Regions from separate parts of the Homo sapiens genome. Here region 1 is linked to region 2. The links are chromatin contacts, found by Hi-C in ENCODE. All regions are on one chromosome and are shown on one strand. Each heading gives the region's core, a stretch centred on a gene start or an enhancer-like site at or near the end of the contact. The rest is flanking DNA. Distances are from core to core; before and after follow the strand shown.

Region 1 (2,700 bases), core at 76-2,575, 3.4 Mb before region 2:
TTTGCCCAGGCTGGAGTGCAGTGGCATGATCTCGACTCACTGCAAGCTCCGCCTCTCAGGTTCATGCCATTCTCCTGCCTCAGCCTCCCAAGTAGCTGGGGCTACAGGTGCCTGCCACCACGCCCGGCTAATTTTTTGTATTTTTTAGTAGAAACGGGGTTTCACCATGTTAGCCAGGATGATCTCGATCTCCTGACCTTGTGATCCGCCCGCCTTGGCCTCCCAAAGTGCTGAGATTACAGGCACAAGCCACCGTGCCCGGCCAATGATGGTGCTTTTTTATGCAGATAGTTATTAAATTTGGTCTTCCTGCGGCAGGGGATAAGTGGTGGGGACTTTTATTCTGCCATCTTGCTTCATCCCCCAGTTACAGACTTTTTGTGGCCTATCATTTCCTCTTGAAATTATCATCTATTGAAAAACTGAAATAAAAAGCTCAAAAATGAATTCTTATTGTGGTGATGATTGTGCAACTCTGTGAATGTACTTAAAATTTTTGATTGTGCACTTCAAATGGGTGAATTTCATGGAATGTAAAAAACCACAAAAACTGTTTAAAAAACTGAATTTATATTTATTAAATACTATAATGACATATTTGAAATTTAAAGTCAAGGTCTAGCTTAAAATAGTGCTCAGTGTTGATGTTTTTAAATAATTAAGTAACCTACCAGAGCATAGTTCTAATAAAAGGAAAATCCACTGGAAAAGAACTAGGTCACTCATTATGTGTTTCTAGTACTCGTTAATATGAAACAGAAGTGAAACTGCATCATTGCCTGGGATTACTGGAGTTTGCATAAGGCTCCAGGAAATTCCTTACTTGCAACACTCCTTGGCCAGCACTGTATCTGCCTTGTCCTTTCTGATAAAGTCCACCCCATGTTGTCTATGTACTTGTCCTTAATCTTTCTTTGCTTGTCAGTTGGCTGGATATGCTCTACTGCTAGGAGTGTAACCATTTTTAGTCCTGACGTAGGAAGACAGCTAGAAGATAGTAGTAAATTTTGCTGACAGGAAAAAGGCCAAGTTGGAACTCGCATGCATGTAAATCATCCTGCTAGTTAGTCATTGTTCTCACCAATAACACTACGGATCTGGAGTGTGACTTGAACAGAGCGGCTATGTGAATACTCAGCTGGCCTGGTTCCTGCGGACTTTGGAAAGCCCTTAGGTGGGACCGGAGTGTTCTGAGGTGGGGCGTGCTGAGTCATGTCTTCTCAGCTGCTCTTTTGTAATAATTATTCCTGACAGTGACCAGTCACTGAACATTCCAGGCTTACGCCTGTGTTACTAGACTTTTTATGTTTATTGCCAAACTGAAATGCTGAAAACACCCAGCAGTGGTAGGTACACTGCAAGTCTCCAGTCAGAAGGCCTCCATTCCGGGATGATTAATATCACGTGCCAGTCCTGTTGCTCTGCTTCTCCTCCCAGGATGCTCCAAGCTCCCAGCTGCACTCCCAGCCCATCCAGGCTGGACACCGGGCACCTTCCTGTCTCAGCTCACATTTCGCCTTCCTGAAGATCTGAGACAGTCTCTCCCAACTTCACGCACTGGCTCTGCCACTTACCAACTGTGTGACTTACGGATGGTGGTTTGGCAGTAGATGGTCAACACAGATGATTATCTTTCCTGGCTGTTCTAGAGTAACAATACCATCACTGTCCTCTGATTGGAATTTGCTTCATAATTTAGCATTTAACCTTAAACTCTCTTGTACCTTTGCCCACTATTTCGTGTGGTGTTTATTTTGTTTCCTTAGCCTAAAACCTCCCTGGGAAGACAGAAAAGGCTTTATTTTCTTTTGGGATCCTTTTAGAATGTGTTCTCCATTCACAGAGCAAGCTTATGCAGGCTTTGAATATGTCACAGTTGGTGGGCAGTTTAGTTTGTTGACACCACTGTTTTCAGTTCCATTAGGTTGGGGCAGTAGGATCAGATCAGGTAACGAGGGTGTCAGGGCATTGGGACTGAGTTGAACCCAACGGACCATGGCTGACTATGATGTGGAGGTTGTCTCATTGCATCAGAAGAGTTCAGTTTTTCAGAAAGTGGAAAGCCCTCATTTACGTCATCAGTCAAAACAGAGGGCTTCTCTTACAGCCTAATACATGAAATGTCTATTTCTCTTCTTCATTACAGACACCCAGTTGCCCTTGCCAGAAACTTGAGTCATTCTTAACGCTTCCCTCTTGACTTCCCTCATTGCCCAAGCTAAGAGTGTCAGCAAGATCCAGTAGACTCAACCTCTCTGTGTCTCTGCAGTCTGGCCCTCCTCTCTATGCCCTCCCCGAGGCTTTAGTTCCGGCTTCCATCATGTCTTATTGGCATCTTTATAATAACCTCACAGCAGGTCTCCCTGTCGTTCAATTTACTTCTCTGTCATTTACCTCCAAAATTCTGCTGCCATTATCTTTCTTAAACAACAGTCTGATCATGCCACTCATATATATATATATTTTTTTTTTTTTTTTTGAGGCAGTCTTTTTCTGTTGTCCACGCTGGAGTGCAGTGGCACATTCTGGGCTCACCACAAACTCTGCCTCCCAGGTTCAAGTGATTCAAGTACTGGGATTACAGGTGTGAGCCACCACACCTGGTCAGATTGGCATGTTGCCAAAAAATCATTCTGACTACAATACGGGGAATAAATTGAAGAGGGAAAATTAAATTCTAGGAATTTTTTTTTTGAGACA
Region 2 (2,700 bases), core at 34-2,533:
CCTGTTAGAGAAAAGTGCTTTTCACTACTATCTTTGAATGTGAAGTTTGATCTTCATTCTAATTTTCTAAAAAGCCACCGAATGTATTTGTTCATTCATTCATTCATTTAACCATTACCGACAACCTACTTAATGCTAGGCACTGTTCTAAGAAAAAATAAACAGCAGAGCACGAAATCAGATGTGTTGCTCCCACACTCTAGCAGAATCGGACCGTAATCAAATGCACACATAAACAACTTTAATAAGTAGTGCTTTGAAATATAGAAGTGAAGAACGACCTGAATTTTCAAATACTGAAATGTTCAAATGTCGTGTGCACACACACACACGCAGACATATTCACTCGAACATGCTAATTAATCAAAGCACTGCTTTTGAATTTTGTGTTTGTCGTCTGGATAAAGTATTCAGGGATACTTCTCAAATTAATCTTTCTCTCGTTTTCAATATAACTAATTGAGTACAAAGAAGTTAAAAATTAGCAAAGCATTTCAGCTGTGTGACCTTAGGCAAATTACCTGGCTGTTTTAAGCCTCAGTTTTCTCCTCTGCGAAATGGAGTATTGAACCTCACGTTCGCTGTTTGAGGGAGACTTGTATGGTCACGTTTAGTGTAACCGGATGCCTGGCACGAGGAAGCGTGAGGAGGAATGGATCCCCATGGGGCCTTGATGCCCGCCCTGAGGCCCTGCAGGGCCGCACGCCGGGGCTGTTCTCACGTGGCGCTTTCCGCTTTTTCACCCAAGCGTTTCTGCCAGCCAACTGCCCTTTCCCGGAGTGCTGCGGCCAGGGCTCGCCCGCTCCTCCGGCGGCCTCCGCTGGGGGCCCACTACAGCCCAGCGCCAGCCAGCCAGCCAGCCCAGCTTCTCGAATCGGTCCTAAGCTGAGGCCGCCCTGCGCTGCAAAACTTGTGTCCACTCTCGGACCCAATCTGTCCTGGACGGACTTGGCTCGTGGCAGGCGAAAGCGTCGTTTCCAACTGCAGCTGTTTGAATTCTGGCGCCACACCCGCGCCACGTAGGGCCAAGTCGGCCGCCAGACTCGTAAGAGACGCTTCGCAGTGCGCCTGCGGGCGCGCGCCGGGAAATGGCCGGGCGCGCGGCCGGCCTGCGGCGCGCTCCACAACGCGGAACGGGCCTCAGAAGAGCCACCGCGCGCGCTCCCGCTAATTCGCGACCACACCCCTGTCTACTTCCATGTCCAATAGGTGCGAGAGGGCGGGACGGCCTCGTTCTGACTCCGGGAGGCTATATAAGGAGCTACTGGCTGCGCACTTCGGTCTTTTACGTCGGCCTTCGCGAGCGTCTGGGCGGGTGGTAGGTGAGTGGGTATTGCGGGCTAGTATCCGAGCAAAAGATGGTGGCGCAGGCCGAGTTAAGAGCTTTAATCCTGTGAAGACATCTTAGTGAAGAGTTTAGAGTGCTGAGAGTTGAAAGCTTGCACGTGGGAAACGTGCGGCCGGACTGCCACATGTACTGAGGTTGAGTCGTGACGGCCACAGGCTCCGAGTTTTGGCGTGAGGAACCGCTGATCGGCCACGGGCGCCGAACTTGCTGGCCTCCGGCATGTGCCTGAGCGGCGGCGGAAAAACCACCTTAATTGGGGCGGAGGGTTAGTTTTAACAGCAAAGGGCCTTTACTAAAATGGCGAAGGCCTTCCGTCGGCGTTGTTTTAAAATGGGAAGCCTCGACCCTGTATTGAAACTGAGCTGTTCGAAGGCGGCGTTGTGTGCAATTCGGATTAATGAAGGGGAAGGGTTTTGTGTGGAAAAACGCCTTGGAGTGTGACATTTCTGCGAGAATGCTTAAATACCGATTTCCCGCAGGAACAATGGCGCTGTCTTCAGTGGCACAGTGGAGCAGCTCTGAAGATGCAAAGGTAAGAGCTTAGTTAAGCTTAGTTTCCAAACTAAAGGAGTAAACCTGTTGATTTACAGGAATAGGAACTGTTGCATCGTTTGAAATTTACTTTTTTTTGTTAGATACACGAAAAAACTTCCAGAACATCTGGGAGAATATTTAATGGAAAATCGCTTGGTTAAAACCTGACACTTTTAACAGGTATGTGTTGTTTTAGTACTTTATGATTGAGCATAGCATTTAATCCACACCTAGACTAAATCAAATTTTTTTTGTCAGTGAACAGCGTTCTGAGTGTGGACGAGTAGCCAGTGAAGATAATGAATGTCGAATGTGACTGACTAGCAGCTTCATTTTGAAGTAGGTTGTATGGCTTAAAAGTTCTGTAGTATTTGTACTATAATACTTGCCTTTTAGCATTACCTTGGTTTGTAGTCAGTGTCACAGAAGTGCAGTTTAATGTATTATGTGTACATATACAAGGTCTGATTGGTCTAATCAATGATGAAACCTATCCCGAAGCTGATAACCTGAAGAAAAATAAGTACGGATTCGGCTTCTGAGATTAAGACCAGTAATTCAGAGGTGGAGTAAATTTTGTTGCCGTGATTTTATAACAGTTGTGTTATAAAATCCTGGGTTTTTTTTTTTTCTGCCAACAGTGAGGGTCGCTGTCTGCCCATTGATAGAGGCCAGATTGTCTTGGAAGTTCCAAAGTTGCAACGATTTCTGTAAGTGGAGTTTTTCTGTTTGCTTAGAGATCAGTGAATATTGTGTCCTTGGTCTTATCTGTGATGATCTTATCCCGAACCTGAACTTCTGTTGAAAAAAAAAAACTT

Evidence for each region. A loop is a pair of places that touch in the nucleus more often than their neighbours do. Pooled maps may share reads with other maps.
Region 1: a pooled map shows a loop between it and region 2 (4-fold over the local background). The contact joins the enhancer-like site here to the promoter of SNHG5 in region 2. A Hi-C loop is called at or near these places in 4 of 50 pooled maps.

The regions. Positions count from the first base shown.
Region 1 is chr6:89,034,221-89,036,920 of GRCh38, reverse strand. No RefSeq gene overlaps it. Among named protein-coding and RNA genes, the nearest start is that of PNRC1-DT, 45 kb to the left of the region's middle. RefSeq lists a cis regulatory region at 720-1,554. Within about 2 kb of position 1,325, at least 29 of the 41 ENCODE cell types and tissues checked have a DNase peak (open chromatin) inside an H3K27ac peak, as active enhancers do.
Region 2 is chr6:85,677,316-85,680,015 of GRCh38, reverse strand. It overlaps SNHG5 (small nucleolar RNA host gene 5), which reads left to right and starts at 1,283. Exons shown (of 6, transcript NR_003038.2): 1 at 1,283-1,322; 2 at 1,828-1,880; 3 at 1,984-2,062; 4 at 2,141-2,221; 5 at 2,524-2,592. SNORD50B (small nucleolar RNA, C/D box 50B) reads left to right here and starts at 2,357; the gene lies at 2,357-2,427. SNORD50A (small nucleolar RNA, C/D box 50A) reads left to right here and starts at 2,648; the gene lies at 2,648-2,700. RefSeq lists enhancers at 1,313-1,472, 1,643-1,702.